Linked DNA regions of Homo sapiens: regions 1, 3 and 4 are each linked to region 2. The links are chromatin loops, found by intact Hi-C in ENCODE. Cell type or tissue: sigmoid colon. All regions are shown on one strand.

Region 1 (5,000 bases), 1.7 Mb after region 2:
TTCATTTCTGGAAGGTAGAGGGGTGCATGCCTCCCATAGTCTCCCTTTATCACCTAATGGGCCATCTTCTCCTCCTTCCTCCTTGTCCAGAGTTGGGGCAAAGCAATGACTCCTGTGCTGTTCTGTTCTAAAGCTGGAGAGGAGTGCTTGGATGACAGCAGATAATGTCTGCCCTAGCCAGCCCACTCATAAGGCCTGAGTCAACTGGCTGCCCATTATGGCCAAAAAAAAAAGACTCTCCGCATTGTCCTGACCTTCAATCCTCCTCCTCCTCACATTGAGTAGAGGGGAGACTGCTGACCTCTTGTGGGCTGTAGGTCTCAATTCCCAGTTCACAAGAAATAGAAATAAATAGTATGTATTGGCTTTATAATTTACAATATTATTATGAAAATGTTAGAGCTGGCCTTATCATTTCCATTTTACAGATGAGGAAGTTGAGTCCCATAGGAGTTAAGTATAGTGGTACAAAATTGCCCACAGCTGGTGGAGCGCTTTGCCAAACCCAGCTTTTCTGCCTGTATGTCCAGTGTGCTCCCCAACACTCTGTGTTTCCTCTGCAAAGCAGTGCTGAGCAGACACGTGTCTAAGGATGTTTGTATGTTTTACAAAGTACCAACATGGTTTAATGTTCCCTAACTCCTTTATTTCTGCAATCTCTAGCCCAGAATAATGTTCCTGGTTAAGTGTAGTCTTTTCCTCCTGTCTTGTTCTTAACATGCAAATATTCCTGGAATAGCATTAAGTCACTTGAGTGAACCATGTAATAAAGGAAACAAACCCAGACTTTGGAGCCTAACACACCCAGTTCAAATCCCAGCTTGGCCACCTATGGGCTATATGGCTAGCGGCAAGTTATTTAATATTTCTAAGAATTAAATTATTTATCTATATAATGGGAATATTAGATTTACAGCACAGTTTTAACAAAAATTTTAGATAATACATGTAAAGTACCTGACACATAGTACACAATCAATGAATCATGCACTTTTTGAGCATATATACTTAAATATGACATGTAGAGCCTGACAGCTTAGATTGGACTCTGCTCTGCCACTCACTAACTCTGTTAACTTAGAAAAAGTAACTGCTCTGTACATGAGTTTTCAAATTTATGAAACGATGTCATAATATTATCAGGATTATCCTAAGGATTAAATGCATTCATACATTTAAAACTGTGTCCAGAGCATTAAAAAGCATAGCTACATTATTACTATAATTATCATCATTACATCCTCAGTGCGGATGAGTTCCTATTCTTCAACTCTAAAATGGAGATATTAAGACAAAATGATCTTTGTCTAGACAAAGTGATCCCTTCTAGCATTGGCATCCTATGATTACAGGACTTCCTCTTGGCAGAGTGGGACAGAGTACCCAGAAGAGAGGAGAACATTGTGGAGGGAAGGAAAAACAAGAGGAAGGTGAAAGAAGTCCACAAAAATAAATTCTGCAGCTTCACATGCTGTTGCTCAGAGGATGCCCTCACTGATGGCTGCTGAAGCCCTCTCCACATGAGATCACAGTCAAGTTAATGGTTATTTCCATCTCCTCCTAAAGCCATTCCATGGGTCCCCTCTATCTCACTGAGGAATGCCTGGTAATTCCACCTGGTACCTCCACATCCATCCACCTCTCTGGTCCTGAACTACACCCTCCCCAGCACGCACTGATGTTAATTTCCACCCCTGAGGACACATGCTTTCATCCCTTGTGTGTGCAGCATGAAAAGTGAGAACTGCTAGGCCCTTGGAACAGAGTGGAGAAAGAATAGGGATGCTCAGGTGGGCCCTGACCCTCAACTAGGCTCAGAGCTCCTGAAGTGCTTCTACACTGCACAGACATGAGGCCTGAGGAGTGTGTGCGTGTGTGTGTCTACATTTCACAGAGGCAGTAGGAAGCAATACTTACCCACCCACCTTCTCTGCATAAAGGGGCACCCTGGTGTCCTTCATGTTCAGAGAGCAGACTGAATGAGGGAGGTCACAGTTGAAATGGGTTTCAGGGCCAAATTATTGTCCTTCCAGACATTAGTTTGCAGTGCAGAGCCAATCTGAAAATGTGGCATGATCAGCAGTCTTGCCTGAGGAGAGACCATGACCTGTGGAAAGGGATGTCATAAATCAAGGCTCAGTTGCCCTGAGTAGGGAGCCCTGGCTGAAGCAGCCCAGGCAGCTGTGAGGCAGGATTGAGATGCATTGGCAGAGCTGTGACGGTGACCCCCAGACTGAAATAATTGGGGTTGGGGGAGGTGCACCCTGGGTCAGACTGAGGGGCACCGGAAGAATGTATGGGAGAAGAAAGCTTTCAAAAGACCTGCCCAGACATGAGAGGCTTTGGTCAGAGTAATTATCTGCCATGTTCATACGCACTAAATTCACTTTTAAAGGAGAAACGCACGCTCCCACAAATACACGGGCACAAAAGGAAAGAAAACCCTTCTGGAAGAAAACGAAGTACTGTAGAGCAAAAACAATAGACCCCAGAGGGAAAAGGTGATTGAAACTTAAAGAACTTTCATTTCAAGGCAAACAGTGCCCTCTAGAGGTGTGAACGCTAGATGCAGGCAAAGTTGAACAAAAGAAGTTCAGTGAAATGAAGTGCTGGAGATGATCCTTCGGCTTTAAATGTTATTGGAGATTTTGTTCCAGGTTAAGGGAGCAGGGAGGAGGACCCTAACCATTTCCTACTTCCGAATGCATGTCCATGAGCCTGTCATTCTCGTGCCTTCCTCAAAAGACCGGGATAACTCCAGGCACCGCAAAGAGACATTTTGCCAAACACAATTTCAAGTAAAATGCTGTTAGAGCAAATGTCGTATTTCGGTCTGTGGCACTAGAAGCGAGGAATTTTCATAGAGAGTGTCATAAAGAGGAAAATGTAGTATAATTTGGGTGGGTGGGAGAGGGCAGGGGGTATAAAATAGATTTTTCGAGAGCCTGTATCTTGAGTGATTAGATCAATAAAACTCCCTCCAGAAGTCACTGCTTTCAAAAGCATGACACCAAAATATAGAGTCCTGGTAAGGAGAATTTCAAAGGCAGAATGTTTTAGTCAAAGAGTCTCCACTATGGGTCCCTCATGAACCCTTGGGCCACTCTAAATCCTCCTTTTGTGAGTCCCCACATGCCCTCGACTTTGATACCATCATCCTCATCTCTCCCTTCTTCTCTTCCACTGCTTTCCACAGTTCCTCACCAGCCCACAGGACAGCATAGCAGAGTGAAAAGACCGCAAGCTTTGAAGCTAAACAGATGTGGACTCCAAGTTCAAAACCATTGACTTCAGGCCATATACACAGGGATCTGAGCCTCTTCTGCATCCTCATCTGTAAGATGTTACTGGTAACAGCCTTCTCACCGTGTCGGTGGGAGGAGGGACTGGCATAATAAGGTGAGTTGTCTACACTGTAAGGGCACAGAGCTGGAGTTCAACAAAAATTCATGACCTCCCCTTTCTCTCTTCCCTGTCACCGCTGAGTAACACCAGAGGCTTCAGCCTGAGCTTTCTGTCTCTATTTTCTTCTTTCCCAGTCCACACTGCACATCAAGAACTACGGAACAAAATTCCTGACTCACTATTTCATCAGGCCATCCCTTATTCCACCACCATCATCTGCATGATAAATCCAAACCCTCAAGCATCCAATTTATCCCCTTCAATTCATGCCCAATTTATCTTCACACCTGATATCTCACTGCTGCTCACTGCTAACCTTCTAACATGGGCTGCCATCTACTTGCCACCCCAAATGCACTACTCATGACTTTCCCTTTACTGCCTCCATTTGGGAAGCTACTTGCCCCCACTCACACCTTGCCCCTCTCCAAAAATCCATATTCTCACCATCCTTCTGGGACAAACTCAAATCCCATCTTCTCGAGTTTTCTCTGGCTATTCCCTGGTGACCTCTGGACCCTTTGCGATTCTAGAACACATTGTGGCTACAGTTTTAGCCTCATTAATATGAAAATGAATACTATATGCTTGGTAAGAAGTATGCACACGTGCAAGTATTGACATGGAAAGATTTTTCTAACATCTTGATGACTTCAAGAGTTAAAAACAACATGCGCTTTCCGAGCCATTTCTGTTTTTTAAAAAGCGTGTGTGTGCGTGTGTGCGTGCGTGTGTGTGGGTGTGTGCATGTGCGTGCACGTCTGGGTGCATGTGCAGGTCTGCGCGTGCGTGTGTGTGCGCGTGTGCGCGCACGTGTGCGTGCTGTGTGTGTGCGTGTGGGTGTGTGCGCACCTGGGCGTGTGTGTGCATGCACGTGTGTGCACTTGTGCGTGTGTGTACACATGTGCATGTGTGTGCACACGTGTGTGTGCGTGTGTGTGTGTAAGAGTGTGTGTGCACCTAGACATATAAATGCACAAGGATGCCAGGGAACTTTTCACTTTCTATGTTATACATTCTGTATTGTTTCAGTTTTTCTGCTGAGCATGTATACAGTTTTACATTTTAAAAACTTTTATTTTTAATGTTTTTTTTTATTATTTTTTGTAGAGGTGAGGTCAGGAACTCAGGAATGTCAAGAATGTCATTGCTTTCCAAAATCAGAGGTTAGGTCTCACTCTGTTGCCCTGGCTAGCCTTGCCCTGCCCTTGAGCTAGACCTCCCCAGCTCAAGCTAGCCTCTTGCCTTGGTCTTCCAAAGTGCTAGGATTACAGGCGTGAGCCACTGCACCAAACCTAAAAAACATTTTTCAAATAACTCAACCCACATTCATTGAGCACCTACTTGTGGCAAGCACTGACCTAGGTGCTGGGCATTTTCCAAGGTGGTCCCTACTTCCTGCAGAGTTGAGAGTCCACTGGGAGAGAAGCCAGCAGAACACCTTGGTGGGGATGTGCAAAGTGATGTGAAACAGTGAGACAGTGCAGGGGGATTCAGAGGAGCGGGAGGCCAGCTCTGTCCAGGGAAGTCAGTCAGGGCTGAGCAAGAGAAGATCACATTGGAGTCATAACAGGAGGATGAGTGGATGTCCATGA
Region 2 (5,000 bases):
AACTGCTAGAAAGGGATTCAAGAGATATGTGGGGATGGCATAGCAAAGAGCAAAACTTAGGTTATATTATGTATGCTAAGCTATTTGAAAGCAACACTGCCTTATATTCATCACTGCATTACCCATAGCATAGCATCAAACATGGTGCTTGCTCTTATTTGATGCTTATTACTTATTATTTACTTACCTGTTGAATGAAGTACAAAAACAATATTTTCAACCATTTATTGACTGTATTCTATACAATTAGCCGGATCATCAGTATGATAAATAGAATCTGATCATGCACTATTCCTAACACGTGGAAAGCAAGACACCTTTAAATAAGAATATGCTAGGAATAAGTTGCCAATCACTGATTGGAAAAACATATACTAGAGGGAATGCAGTTGGATCTGTGGGAGGAGAACTGTATAGAGGGGTTTTGGAGGATGATTGCTTTTTAAGAACCATGCACCTGAAACATGATGGAAGGGTACAGTATGTGCCCAACTCTGACACCCTTGCTGACCTACAGAATATAATGCAAGCCACATACATAATGCAGTAAAATGGCTACATTAAAAAGTTAAAAGTAACTAATGAAATTGACTTTAATAATATTTTATTTAACCCTTTATAGGTAAATTATTTCAATATGTAATCAATATAAAATTATTAGTAAGAAATTTTACATTCTTTTTAAAAATTACATCTCCAAACTCTGGGGTATCTCACATTGAATACGTTTCAATTTGGACTAACCACATTTCCTTTTTTTTTTTTTGACAAGGAGTCTCGCTCTGCCACGCAGGCTGGAGTGCAGTGGCGCGACCTTGGCTCACTGCAAGCTCCGCCTCCCAGGTTCATGCCATTCTCCTGCCTCAGCCTCCCTAATAGCTGGGACTACAGGCGCCTGCCACCACACCTGGCTAATTTTTTGTATTTTTAGTAGAGATGGGGTTTCGCCGTGTTAGCCAGGAAGGTCTCGATCTCCTGACCTCGTGATCATCCCACCTCGGCCTCCCAAAGTGCTGGGATTACAGGCGTGAGTCGCTGTGACTGCCTGGACTAGCCACATTTCAAGTGCTCAATAGCTATGTATGACTAATGGTGACTGTATTGGACAGTGCGGTTTTAGTCCATCTCCAAATAACCTGAAGACAGAAATCACCAAAATGCTGCCATAAGTGTGGTTGATCAGCAGGTTATTGTCCTATACTAAAGATCAATTACTTTCAAATTGATAAAGTGAAGTCCATGCCTAGTTTTCTTGCACCCTGGGGTGGTGATATCCTGTTGCATGCTGACTTTCATCGTGGCTGTTAACTCTCACAAGAGGCCACAGAGGAAAGTGAAAACAATAATCCCTAAGATTTATTGAATACTTACTATGTGCCAGACACTTCCTGTGGATTATTGCATTTAATTCTCACAATAAACTTATGAGATAATTGCTCTCAGTATCTTCTGAAACTCCACAAGTAAGTTACCCGCCCAAGTTACATGAATGTGAGTAGAAGGAGGGACGGGATTCCAGTCTAGGCACATGACACTGGCTGCATCACTGTTCTGCCTCCTAGCCAGCATGAGTGCCTTCAGTAATGAGCCCACATCTTTGACATATAAGACTTTGGTTCTAGTCAACCAAATTCAATCCAGCGAACCTTCCCACAAATAGACTCAACAGTCAACAAACAACCTTAAGCATCCAGACTCTGGGTAGGAAGAAATTAATAAGGCACTAAACCTGTTCTAGGAGCTTATGATTTAGTGAGAAAGACAAAGACTTTACGAATTGAAAACTATTCATACATTAGTGTTACTAAGAAGGTAGAACCCCAGGTCCAAGGAAGAAGAATGTATTCAATTCAGCTGGAGGAAACTAGAGAAGATTTTGGAAGGAAGGGCCTCAGTGTCGCATCTGGAAGAATAAGCTCCCCTGGTCCAGATTTCAGTCAATAACTTTTCATTATTTAATCAAATGAGTCAGTTTACCCAAGGGACATAATATGAGTAAAATGGAACCCATGAACTAGTTTTCCTTCTTCATTTGAAGGTCTCTTTTCTCCAGTATAGAGTTTGTGTATACTCAGGAAATTAATTAGGTGAGTCGAGTAGCGTTTATCTTAATGAAGTGAATTCAACCAGTAAAGAACAACAGGTATCAGGCGGAGTTCTGGCCTTGGGATTCCCATCTTTCCTGGCAACCAGACTTTTTTCCTAGTAAAAAGTCATCTCCAAAACATCAGATATTGATCTTGTGTGTTTGCACTGAGTGAGGATTACTGTTATTTTATTAGACTTTTACTTTAATATATGTATTGGTGTGCAATACAAGATGTATTTCATACAGTGGGTATGGTTGTAAAAATTCGAGAACCACAGCTCACTGTGTGTGTGATGGTTGAGAAGGAGGTGTCTTTGTCTTGCCTGACACTGGTCTGGCTGTGTCTCCTCCCGTCTCTATCAGCCCTGCTACAGGCTGCCCTTCACTTTGGTACTGTCAGCTTTGCAGAACTCTTGGACACAGCTCTCTCAATAATAACATGTGTGTTTTCTGCCAGGATGCTTGTTAGTGAGGAGTGGATTTGGGGTGGCCACACATCCCTAACTTCCTCACCTTCATTCTCCATAGTACCTCTCCCCAAGCCCTGAGGTACACCATCCTCGACTGAAGAGTTGAGTCTCTTACAGAAACAGAAAAATCTTGATTTTTCCCTTAGCCTGTGACAAAAGCACCCCAGATGTTAAAATATTCACAGGGAGAGCATTCACTGACATCTGCATTTCTTAATCTTATTTCTTGGCTTAGTCTGCTTTCCTCTATAAGGATACCTCTTTCTCTAATGTCCACTATGCCAATGGCCCTGACAACATTCAGGCAATCTTACAGCAGCCTGGGATTCACATCCTTTCTGGCAGCTGGACCTATTTGCAAGTCTGAGTTTCCATTACGGAATCATGCTCAAGACATCAGCCAGGACAGTCCACCCAGGCACACTGCGTGTGTGCGTGCACACACATGTGAGAGAGAGAAAGAGAGAGGTACACATCTGTTTGTGTTTGCACATACATGCCCTCCACTGGCAGGGAAAGATTTTGACATTCCCTGTCCTCCGGAATTGCTCAGGGCAGATATAGGCAAGCTAAATCCCATTCATTTTGAGTTGTGAGTTACCCATCTGCCTCTCATTCTTTCAAACGCAGATGAACTATTGGATCAAACAAGTTTACACACACACACACAAACACACTTCCCAAAGACCAACATTAATCACTCAAATACTACAATTTACACCAGTTGTTTTTAAATGAAACATGTATTAGGAGCATTACTGGAGCTTGTTAAAATTTAAATTCTTGGGCCCTCATCCAAGGAATTTTGGTTTTGGAAAGCTGGGCAGGGCCTTATAATGTGAATTATAATAAACACTCCAAGCGATTCTGATGCAATCCTAAGGACTACCCTTTGAAAAAAGTTTCTGTACTTCTTTGAGCCATTTTCCTACTGCCAGCCACTACAACTGGCAAGGCCAGCTCTCCACAATGGAGTCAGGACTTCATATAATTATGCAGTGTTTTTGTTCTTTTTTTTACCTCTAGTCTAAGACCCCTCTTGCCCTTACCTTTACCACAGGCCTAACTAGAAAAAGAATCTAAATGGACTCTTTACAGAGCTATCAACTTAAGTGGTAGGGCTATCACCTTCAGTGGCAGCTTCCTGAAACGATACATCATATTGAAATCTTGAAATTAACACCTGCCTGTGAGTGCTTAATTAGATGTGTGCACTGAGGCCTTTCTCCTCCTGAACCTCTTTCTAGGGGTGGGGGTGAGATATGCGTTGAGGGTAGGGTGTTTGGTCTTCCAACCACAGTTACATGCCTCCTACGAGTTACTGGATCAATTCACACTTCATAGAGACATAGATGACTTGGGAAGACCTGGAGGACTGGGTTGCTTAAAGAGCCTTTGAGGTGGATCTTGACCAGCAGCAGGCACACGACTGCCTGAGGCGGTCTTCTTTTGGGGAGGGGGTGGAAGTGTAAACCTGTACCCAGGAATACAAATCTGAGAAGAAGGCAAGCCAAGGCTGTGGGGAGACATAAGTCCTGTGGTTCTTCCCCAGGGTCGTGGCCAGTCCTCTGTTCTCTGATAGGCAGCAGCAGCTCAGCTTGAGTAATTTACACTTGAAAACAATCAAGCTTACTCTTCTACTAAGGGCTCCAATCTGCAAGCCAGTGGACCAGCAGGTCTCTAACACTGCTTCTCTTCTTTTTTCTTTACACTTTACTCTATGGGTTTATACCTTTGCCAGCCCCCCTTTCCCCGTGATCTCCCTTTTCCTCAGATTTGGTTGTATTTCTTGGTCTTGTGCTGAGGAGCCTCTACCCCTTCCCCAGATGGCTTTTTCTGGGCAGTGTTCCAGACCCTCTCTGTGGCCCCAGCTCCCTGGCTCTGTGCACCTAATTCTTTTGTCTTTTTTTGTTTGTTTGTTTTTTGTTTTTGAGATGGGGTCTTTCTCTGTTGCCCAGGCTGGAGTGCAATGGCACAATGTAGGCTCACTGCAACCTCTGCCTCCCAGGTTCAAGCAATTCTCTTGCCTCAGCCTCCTGAGTAGCTGGGTTTACAGGCACCTGCCACCACGTCCAGCTAAGTTTTGTATTTTTGGTAGAGAGGGGGTTCACCATATTGGCCAGTCTGGTCTCGAACTCCTGACCTCAGGTGACCTGCCCACCTTGGCCTCCCAAAGTGCTGGGATTACAGGCGTGAGCCACTGCACCCAGCCCATGCATCTAATTCTTGTGGCTCTCCTGTATTTATAGATTGCTATCCTGTGATTGCACACTGCTTCCGATAGACTGCCATTTTGTTAACTTTTAAAGAATGCTTTCTAGCCTTTTACAGTCACATGACTGCCCTTTCCTCTGGTTGAACCTAACAAGAGTCTGAATGTTCTCATATGATGTGGTCACTAATAGGGACTACACTGTACCCTAAGTTTCAATCACACAGAC
Region 3 (5,000 bases), 240 kb after region 2:
CACAGGGACTCTTTAAGGATAGGAGGAGTGAAAGAAATTTTACAAAATTCATAATAAGAATGATCCTACTGCTGAGGATAATTATGTCTGCAATATCATCACCATATAAATTCACACACTTACTGCTGATTTGAATCTTATTCTCAGAGAATATACATCAGCCGGAAAGTTTGAAAAACTTTTTCCAAAAAGAAAGACTTAAGGATATTTTTGGATCTTAAAGACAGTATAATTGTGGATAAGCATTTAAAGTAGTAATTCTCATCAGATACTTTATAGCTGGTACACTAGATGTGGCTATTGGTCATTAAAATGAATTTTTAATTTAGTAGCATCTTTTCTTCCCCTCCCTGATTTATTCATTCAACGAACATGTTTTGAGCAACTAGAACATGCATTTTTAGGACCATACACATGGGCAGAAGTGAAAGACACAGAGGTAATTTCTGCGCATGTATGTACAGTGCAAAGAAAATGTGTGTCTGTGATAAAGTAGAGAGAAGAGGGGGAGAAGGACTAAGAAGAAGAAAGACACGAAGGAGGAGCTGGGCTTGAGACTCAGTGTGATTTGGATAGTGGGGTGGGATGGAGAGGTGATGTGGGAATGAAAGGACATTTGTGTAGATGGCATACATGAGTAAATGTAAGGGGAAAAATGGGTAATGAGGTAAAGATGAGCTGGCCATACTGAATGGCATCCAGAGTTTATTTTGATGACAGGAGGATGAGGTAGAAGGACAGGAAGGCTGGGCCCAGATGTAAGAGACCCTGAATGTCGTACTCAGGGTTTGAGCTTGCTTGGGTAGGCAATAGATTTCTGAGCAACGAATGACAAAATTCAGAGGGTGTGTGGGAGAGAGGAGGAATTAAAGACAGCAACAGTGATTAGGAAGTTATGGCAATAGTCTAGTTAATGAACTATTTCTAGAACTAGGATGGTGGCAGTGAGAATGGATAGGAAAGAATGTGATAGCTAAGTGATCTTTAAGTATGTCTGATTGACAGAGAAGTGGAGTAATCTCCCTCCATTACTTAGAGCCACTCTAAGCTTAGTAAGTATTGCCCATTGTCACATGAGAACACAAAGTACTTAAGGAGGTATAATTTAACTCTCACCATGGCTAAGGAAGGGGGTCTTTAGGCCTTGCATAACACTATATCCATCTCAAAAGCACACCTTTCCATCAGAAGAGAAAAAAAAGTGACAAATGTGTCCTAACCTATCCTCACTAGGAACTACCTACTGAGAAAACTGCTCACATCAGAGGAGAAAAAAGGTCAAATCAGAAAGTTATCACTTACAAAATTTCATACTGCATTCATGTGGAATAATTTATGCTTTGCCAATCCCTTTCCGACTTATTTTCTCATTTGCCCTAAGCCAGTCCTTGAAGTAAGTATAAAGGGTGGGAATTACTGTCCCCATTTTCTAGAAGAGAGATTCAATATTTGCCCACGGGCACATGAGTTACTAGGACTAGCAGCTCCCAACTCCCTTTATAATACTCCTACCACCGCACCTTGCAATTCTACTGCTGTGTGGTCAGTTAAAGGCAAATGGTCTGAACTTTACAGGGCTTAAAATAGATGCTGCTTGGATAAGATATGGGTGCTGTGAAAGCCCAGCCAGGGGAGCAGATAAACGCTGCCCAGAAAATGTCCTCCACCGAATCAAACACAATCCAGAGCCCAGCTGGGAATTCCACTGCAGCTTTGGGGTTAGGAACTGTTTATTTTCATTTCTTGGCTCAAAGCTTTCATTCCTGTCCTTGTCTCTTCTTGTCTCCCCTCCTCTCTCTCTCCTGCTGGCAGTCATTGTCCTGCTCTATACACACATGTCTTAGCATCGAATACCACCATCTAAAAATACATCTCACTATAACAAGCTTAGCCTCCTGCAGGTGGCACAATTTAAAACTGATATCAAAAGAACATATCACGATCAGCCTTTGATTCATTTACCCTGCATATTAAAGACCCAGAAATAAAATAACCACAGTTCATGGAAAAAAAAATTAATGCAAAGTGAGAGACTCTTTCAAGTGGCATTTTCAGGCCCAGTTTTTGTGGTGGGCTTATGTCATCAGACATAATTGTCTGCACATGTTTGGTTACACTATTTCAGAAATTATTCCCAGCCCACCAGATGATGTCAGAGGGGTCAGTGTTGACCCCCCCCCCCACCCCCCAGAGTCTGACTGCTGCTCTCTCTCTTCTATGCTGCCCAATTAGGAAAGAAAGACGCCAAATAACAGCAGTGTCAGCCCCATTTCCTGCCCAGTCATGTGGACTTCCTTCAGTTCCTTTTGAGTATGGCCAGGTTCTTGTCCCTACACTCTTGTGCTTTCCTCATGTTCTTCTCTTCTGCTTATGCACAGAGCAAAGCTTTCTCTGGAAAAACTTATATCCCAAAAAGATTCAGGAAATACATAAATGCATGTGTGTATAAACCTGCACTCAGACAAAATCCAAACAACTTCATTCATTTGGAATTCTTTTGGAGAATACACTTTCCCACAATGGCTTCTTGTATTTTTCCAAGCAGTCTTCCCAGTAAGTCAGCCATCAATGCAGTACTAATAGTTAATGTAGTTAGAACAAGCACAAGATGGGAAGAATCTCTCTGTCCTAAAAATCCTTCCAAGAAAGTAAAATGATTGTCTAGAATATGTTTAACAGGGTTAACTTTGACTTCTCTCCTTCCATTCCAGAGAAGACTTGATAAATATTGTGTAAACTCAAGAGGAGATTCTGCCTGAAAAAGGTAGAAAATAAAGACTCCCTAATGTAAGTGGCCTTAAAAGTCATCAAGACAATCAAAATCTGCTGCCTGACTTCCTTCTGCAACATCCTTACCAAGCAGCTAGCCAAGCCATGTTTGAATTTTCCAATGATGGGGAACACTTAAGGGCAGCCAACCCCTTCTTTGGAGGACTCTTACTGTGAGAAAGGTCCATCAGATGTTGAAGTGAAACCTGTTTCTCTGAATCCACTACTTAGTAGTCCTATCCTATCCTAACCCCTTTAGATCATTCATGATGAATCTAATAGTGTTAGCATGCCTTACACTACTATGTAACCCCCAAATTTTCTCTTTTATGAGGTAAGAATTCCTAATGTGTTCAATCATTCCTCATCTGATCTGAGAAATAACTGATATTCTCTTAATCCTCCCAAACCAGACAGAATCATGTATGACTTGACCAACGCAGTTGAAGAGGTCATCACCTCCTTCACTGCAGACATTATATCTCCATTAGTATAGATTACATTAATAAATCATGCCTAACTCTTCTTCCTTCGATCCCTCATTCACTTTAATCATAGCAACAGAAACAAACAATAAAAAATGATCACTACCCACCACCCAAACCTTTCTTCAATAGTTAAGAGCCAATAGTTCTACTCAAGCCTCCTGTGACCTCTAAAAGCCCAGGAATCATCCCTGATCTAAAAAACAGCCTCCTTTTCCAGGCTGCCCTCTTGTCCCAGCTTGCTGTCACCGCTGCTGAGAAAGCAGACGATTGATCTGAGAAATCAAGTTGGATTGCTGTCCCAAATCTACACTCGGTTCTCCTTGTGTCTGTCTGATCGATTTCACTCTGTGCGACATAGCTTGTCGCTATGAATTTTCATGCTAGTCAGGAGCCGCCAGCGTACCCAAGAACAAGTAGAAGATGGTCTGCATCCCTCCCCATCCCTTCTACATACCCAGCTTCTGTGTTAATTTTCTTTTTAATCGTCCATAGACAGATTGAAAAAAAGTATTTTTTTTTTCAGACCACAGACGTGGATGCAATGGATTTTGGCTACTGGTTTCACCTCCCAGGTTCCCAGGCCCCAGCTTGTGGTCACATTTCCTACCACTGTTGTACTAGGTGTCACCTGTTTAGCAGCTCCTCTAGCTGAACGCATGTGGCCGCAGGTGCCATGCAAACACTGATTGCGTCTGACAGCCCTAGACGCCAGCTGCCTGCATGAAGCCTGCCCAATCGCCACTTTTTTTGTGGGTAGAATGCTGCCGATGGCATGACCGATACAGAAACAAGAAACTAGGTGACCGTAAAGCTAAGATAAGCCCTACTAAGTGGCATTCTGGGCCCTATGGCTTTGAAATAATTGGTAGTGAAAGAATAAAAACAAAGCAGGGGGTGGGGGGGCTTGTTTTCTTACACTGATGCCCTGCGGACTGTACATCTGACTGGCTGCGAGTCCATCACTGTATCCTCCTGTCTGGCTGATAACATGGCGAAGGGTATCCACCTAAACAGATGAACAATAACAGAGAGAAAATTAGTCAGAGAGGTGTAGGAAAAGGGAGGCAGATCATCATCAGGCAGGCCACCATTTGGGCATGCCATATTAATGCAATCATTTTGGAGACAGTTGTCCTGGGAGAGTCCATTAGGAGGAGGCTAGCTTCCTCCGTATGCCAATCCATAAAGAATTCTGAGTTCAGTAAGCAAGACGTAAAATGGTAAAAGAAAACTGGGATCTCCACATTGAAACTAGTTCAACAAGTCTGCATGAGATGGTAAGGATTAGGATGATAGAGGGAGCTGGAGGGGAAAGCATGAAGGAATTTTCTTTTCTCCCCATTTTTCTTCCCTACAGGTCATCCTATACAGCTGTTCCTTTGCTGGGTATCCTATAAAAACAAAGGTTCTGTTTAGAGGAGGTTTGGGCAGCCATCTCACAGAGAGAGCAGTACTTGATTGAGACCTTGTATTTTTTGAGGACTTAAGTGATGGCCAGTTGTTTAGTCACTTGACCAAAGCCTGACCATATCACTTCAAACTGGTTTCCAGGCAATGTTTCTCAAGAAAGGGGTGAATCGCTGACCAGTTGGTCTGTTCCGGGCTTGTAATGCTTCTTGTTCCACATGGAGGGTGGGAAACTAGGCTGACATGGCTCAGAACTTCCCTAGTAATTCTGACCCACAGCATACTACTTTACCCTCTCACAACATGTTTCATGCTGAGGTAGTAGGATGGCTTCTT
Region 4 (5,000 bases), 110 kb after region 2:
TCATCTCAAGGAATTGGTGGCCTGTGCTTGGGACTTACTTTCTTTGCTTTGGTGTGTCCCTGACCCCAGTTTCATCCTACTGCCTTAAACCTAATCTCAGTATTTTTGCCTAGCCCGTGTGGACTTGTGTTTTAGTTCTAATCTCAGTTTTGCTCCAGACTCTGCCTTTCAGATTTTCCCAGGCTCCACAACTCACAGCAATACAATCCCATTCCCACCACAGCCCAGCCTTTTAGAATCCCTCCCATCCCCATTTCATACTCCTCATACTCAGGCCCTCCCTAAGTTTGTCCCGCTAGGCCACCACTTTTCCAAGACATCTAGGCATCACTGGAGAAAACGTAGTACAGAAAGACAATGGATAGGCTCGGTGTTGCCCAAAACTGAATTTGAATCTTCATTCTGCTGCTTACTAGCTCAGTGACTCTTTTTTTTAACACTGGAACCTCTCTATCTTGTACATGATGATATTTACTTTTTAGATATATTATAGGGAATAAATTTAGTAATGTATGCAAAATGTGTGTCCATATAATATAGGCACTGTGCCAATATCAATGTATTGCTTTTCGGTTTTAAATCCAAATTTTATTGCCTGCTCTGTAAAAAATGGAGATGGGTCCTTTAAATATTTCTTTTGCCAGCAGGCACAATGTCAAACTTTGTCAGTAGAGGATGCTAGAAGGACACTGATAGACAATGGAGTTTTCCTTCCTGGTTCCTTTGTGCTTTCTTGCCAATGTCCTGCAACATTTGCAACTTCCACAGTGCTCTACTCCTGCAGTGTAAGTGTCTTCCCCAGGGCAAAGTTCCTGCTGCATGCACAGCTTCCCCAGCACCTATCTTCCACAGGGTGCACAGCTTCCTTAGTCCCCAGAGCCTGCAGCCCAGGCAGCTTCTCCAGCGCCTGGCTCCTGCAGTGCCAGTTTCCCCAATGCCTGGCTTCTGCAGCAGGTCTAGTGGCCAGCAGCTTCCCTGCTTCACCCCCTTAGGTGTCTGCAATGGAGTGCATTGGCAAGGAACCTCCTCATCATAACATTCCCTGGCTGATCCTTTATGGGATTGTTCAGCAAGTTCTCAGGTGCAGTGCCTGACTAGTGACAGCTTCCCCTAGCACTCCACAGGATGAATTCCTAGCAAAGTCCACCTGTTTGACACCTTAGTTAATTCTTTATTATCTAGTGAGCCACAGCTATGCCCTATCTGGATCTCAGGTTGGAAGGAAGAGAGAAGGGAGTCTTTCTGGAACACTTTATATGAGTTCTGGGGGTAGTGACTGCTCCTTTTATCTGCTACCCTATATTCTTTAGACTCTCTTTACCTCTTACTCGCCAATCCCCTGTTACTTCAATCTACTATTATAGTTAATTCTTTATATTACATTTCCTTGTTCACTTTATTGTGTGGTTTCTATCTTCTGGTTGGACCCTGACTGATACATACATCTAATTCATATTAAGCGGGCCCAACACTAAATAGATTGGCCTAGATAATCTGTTATATATTACTTCTCTTCTAGTTCTAAGACTTTAAAAAAAATTCGATTCCACAACTCATGTTACTTCTCATGATAATAAAAAGTGTAATGCATAAGTTATAAATTAATACCTAAGGCAAAACAACAATGAAGGCCCTGACATATGATATGTATTCACAGTAACAGATGGCCAGACCCAGGCCTAGCAAGAATCCTTCAGTAGTCCATATCTCCTGTCTGAGGGCCTTCATTCTGCAGTAACATCCTCCCCTATCTTGCCTCCTAAAGTATTCTTTTAGATTCTTTCAAGAAGTTTGTTCTTTTCTGGAATGTACCTCAATATGGTTTCATGGGAAGGAGTGGATTAGTTTAAAGATGAGATTGCTTATCACTGAGAAACAAAATGTTCTTAGGACTTCAGAAAAATTCAGTGGAAAATGGTCTACATTAGCGGTTTCTAAAGAAACAGAAAAACAAGAATGAGTAAAGTTTGGGTAACAAAGGTTGTAGTGCTAATTGTTCTACTAAGCTGGTAGTCATTTTAATTTTCTGCCAATGGGATATTGTTGAGAAATTTGTTTTAAAATTAAAGTCAGTCTCTTTCCCAATGAGTCACTGGTAATTGGTGCCTTTGAAAAGACCGAACAGGACTACGACTTTAGGTTTCTTTCTTAATTTGCATTTTTAATTAGATGGGCTCTCAAAGGGTTTCTAAGAGTTTTTTCTTTTTGCCTTTGCACTGCCTTTTTTTGGGTTGTTGCTCTGCAATTAGAATTTGTAACAAATGAGTTGCTGGCATATAAATGTCAACTCTGAGGTAAAATACGGCTGCTGAAGAACTGAGCAGGATTCTGACCATTACTTTTTAAATGAAAGCTCTTTCTAGCACATGCCTCTGATGAGGCAGAATTAGTTGCACTGGAAGAAGGAATGCTCAGATTTAACTCTGGTTAAAGTTCTTCCTGTAAATGTATTTTCCCCATGTATTTGAATAAATTTTTGAAGGATACAACCACCACTTCAGAGAACATTTAATTTTTACTCAAGAGCTAGTGTAGAATCATCAAACGGACAAAGTCAACAACCTAGAAGAAGGGAGTTGGATTCAATGAACTCTTCAAAGAGAGTTTCAGCCAAATAGTGTCATCTGGTTAAATTTTGTTTTATTAAATGATTGTAGGACAATAACCATAGGGCCAATATTTAACTAGCCACAAACTAGTAGGCTATAATTGATCATTGCTAAATCATTGTATCCAAACTCTCAGCTTTACTCATTCCTTCACATTTCCAGAGCCCATGATATATGTCTGGTACTGGTGGACAAGAGCCCTGCTCAGTAGCCTTTGCTTTCAGAGTCTAGTAAAGACATGGCTGTACATACAAGAGTGTATTAAATGTGCAGTGGACACAGGCAAAGCAGAATATACATCTGCCATTCCATGAACAGATTATCTAAGCTATTTTTAAAGGCTTCTAAAGAAAAGGATTCTGTAAACTCCCATGACAACCTATCCAGCACGCCGCCAGGAACCACTTCCTCATATCTAGCTTAAGCCCCTCATTCTACGGTTAAGCCATTATTCTCTTGTTCTGTTCTCAGCTGAGAGAGAAAACAGCTGCTCCCCATCCTGCTTAGGTGAGCCTTTTATAGACTTCAAGACAGTGTCTGCCTTCTGTCTACTTCTGACAGGAAAGAAACTGGGGCTGCCAACGAAGATAACAATAATAATTTTCACTTGGAGATGGAATTATTATTGCTATGGTTACTAGTAAGATTTCTTTCCAAAGAGAAAAAGGCATTTATTCACCACTCTGCCTCAAAGAACAAAGTGCTAATAAACCCTTCTGGTTTGTCTGATTTGTTGATTACTCAGAAACGTCAAATGGGAACTGGTCAAAACATGTCCCTCTGCCATTTGGACTAGGGTGGAGAACTTGATGAAAACCAGTTCTTCTCTCAGTTTCTGAGCTGCAAATGTTTCATGCTTAAACCAAATAGAATCTCCAGTTTATTAAGTCAGTGTAATTTCAACAAGAGGCTTTGAAGAAATAAACAAGAATATGATTTAGAAGTTGTAATCATCATTAAGACAAAAAAGATCTAATAACCTTTTTTAAACTGTGAAGAGAGCCCTAGAGAATTCACAAAATGGTCAAGACAGGCTTATGAATGATTAGTTGCCTGGGTCTTATGATTTGAAGAACGCCAGCCACAGCTACCTTCCCAAAAACATATCCCCTAGTGGCCAGCCAACAACAAGCCATGTTCCCATTTTTCTTTTCTAAAGTTTAAGACAGAAAAGTTCAAAATTAAAGTAACATTGTCATCTGGGGGGAAAAAAGACACATTTCATAGTTAGTCATTATCAGTTCTTAACTCTTCAACTCATAGTAATTTGTTAGATTAGTTATATCCAAGAGCAGGATTTGAAAGAATCGACACAGGACAAATGTCTGCTGTCTAGGCTGAGCAGAAGCAGGATAAGAGTAAGACTTGTAGTAATGCCATTGGTACACTGGCCTCAGGATGGAATGTTTATGTCAGGGAAGGGTAGACAGGGAGAGCCACTGAATGAACAGTGTACATAAAACAGAGCTAGATAAGTTTTTATAAACTGAATACATCATGTTACCAGCACCTAGATCAACAAACAGAACATTACTAGCACCTCAGAAAAATCTCCTCTGTTCCTTTCTATTTATTACCTTGCCCCAAGTGCAACCACTCTCCTGATGTCTAATACTAGAGAGTAATGTTTCCCTTATACTTTATATAACAGGGATCATACTGTTTGTATTCTTTTTTGTTTCTGGCCTTTTTGTTCTCAATCTTATATTTGTAATATTCATCTATATTTTTATATATAATTATAAATTGTTTGGCATTAGCATGTCGTATGAATAAATAACAATGTATTTACCCATTCTGTTGTTAACAGGCACTTAAGTAGTGTCCAGACTAGAGTATTAAAAATAGTGGTGGGAGTGATGACATCAAGATGGTGGAACAGGAGATTCCAGACCTCATCTCCCCATAGAAACACTGATTTAACAATTATCCATGGACCAAAAATATGATAATGAGAGTTCTGTAACCCAGGTGAAAGGTTATAACGCTGAAGTAGAACCCAGAAACCACAAAAGATGCCCTGGAGAAAGTTAGAAGAACAGTGTTACTTTATCCTCTTTGCCCCTCCCCAAAGCCTGCACTGCACAGCACAGCACCAAAAGAGGTCCCCTCAGCCCACCAGTTCTCCTGTGGGGAAAGAAGTAATAAAGGGAATGTCTGACTTTGCTGCAGACTTCAGCACCAGGACCACCCCACTGGATCTCAGCACCAGGTCTACCCTCATAGATCTTGACACCATGCCTGCCTACCCATGGACATTGGCAGAAGACATACCTGCCCATAGACCCCAACACCAGGCCCACCTACCCACAGATCCCACCAGTTGGCCCATCTAGAACTCCTGGATATGCTAACTGGTGAAGAGCTTTCTGTGGCAAAATTAGTATGCAA

Evidence for each region. Peaks named below come from ENCODE experiments on the same cell type or tissue, not always from the same donor. Only the 100,000 strongest peaks of a DNase experiment are listed, where the experiment ranks them.
Region 1: a loop joins it to region 2, with 2.4 times the contacts of the local background. A loop is called at or near these places in 47 of 110 quality-filtered maps.
Region 3: a loop joins it to region 2, with 3 times the contacts of the local background. A loop is called at or near these places in 8 of 110 quality-filtered maps.
Region 4: a loop joins it to region 2, with 7 times the contacts of the local background. A loop is called at or near these places in 5 of 110 quality-filtered maps.

The regions. Positions count from the first base shown.
Region 1 is chr1:163,407,710-163,412,709 of GRCh38, reverse strand. No RefSeq gene overlaps it. Among named protein-coding and RNA genes, the nearest start is that of NUF2, 88 kb to the right of the region's middle. In sigmoid colon, a CTCF peak has its summit at 2,548 (motif pointing left); a DNase peak (open chromatin) is centred at 2,552.
Region 2 is chr1:165,061,720-165,066,719 of GRCh38, reverse strand. No RefSeq gene overlaps it. Among named protein-coding and RNA genes, the nearest start is that of LMX1A-AS2, 140 kb to the left of the region's middle. In sigmoid colon, no CTCF peak of the experiment used is centred here; a DNase peak (open chromatin) is centred at 2,949.
Region 3 is chr1:164,820,800-164,825,799 of GRCh38, reverse strand. PBX1 (PBX homeobox 1) reads right to left here. Exons shown (of 9, transcript NM_002585.4): 8 at 4,174-4,263. Among named protein-coding and RNA genes, the nearest start is that of PBX1-AS1, 49 kb to the right of the region's middle. In sigmoid colon, a CTCF peak has its summit at 1,909 (motif pointing right); a DNase peak (open chromatin) is centred at 1,679; H3K27ac peaks cover 227 bases.
Region 4 is chr1:164,948,979-164,953,978 of GRCh38, reverse strand. No RefSeq gene overlaps it. Among named protein-coding and RNA genes, the nearest start is that of PBX1-AS1, 180 kb to the right of the region's middle. In sigmoid colon, no CTCF peak of the experiment used is centred here; DNase peaks (open chromatin) are centred at 3,108, 3,698 and 3,986.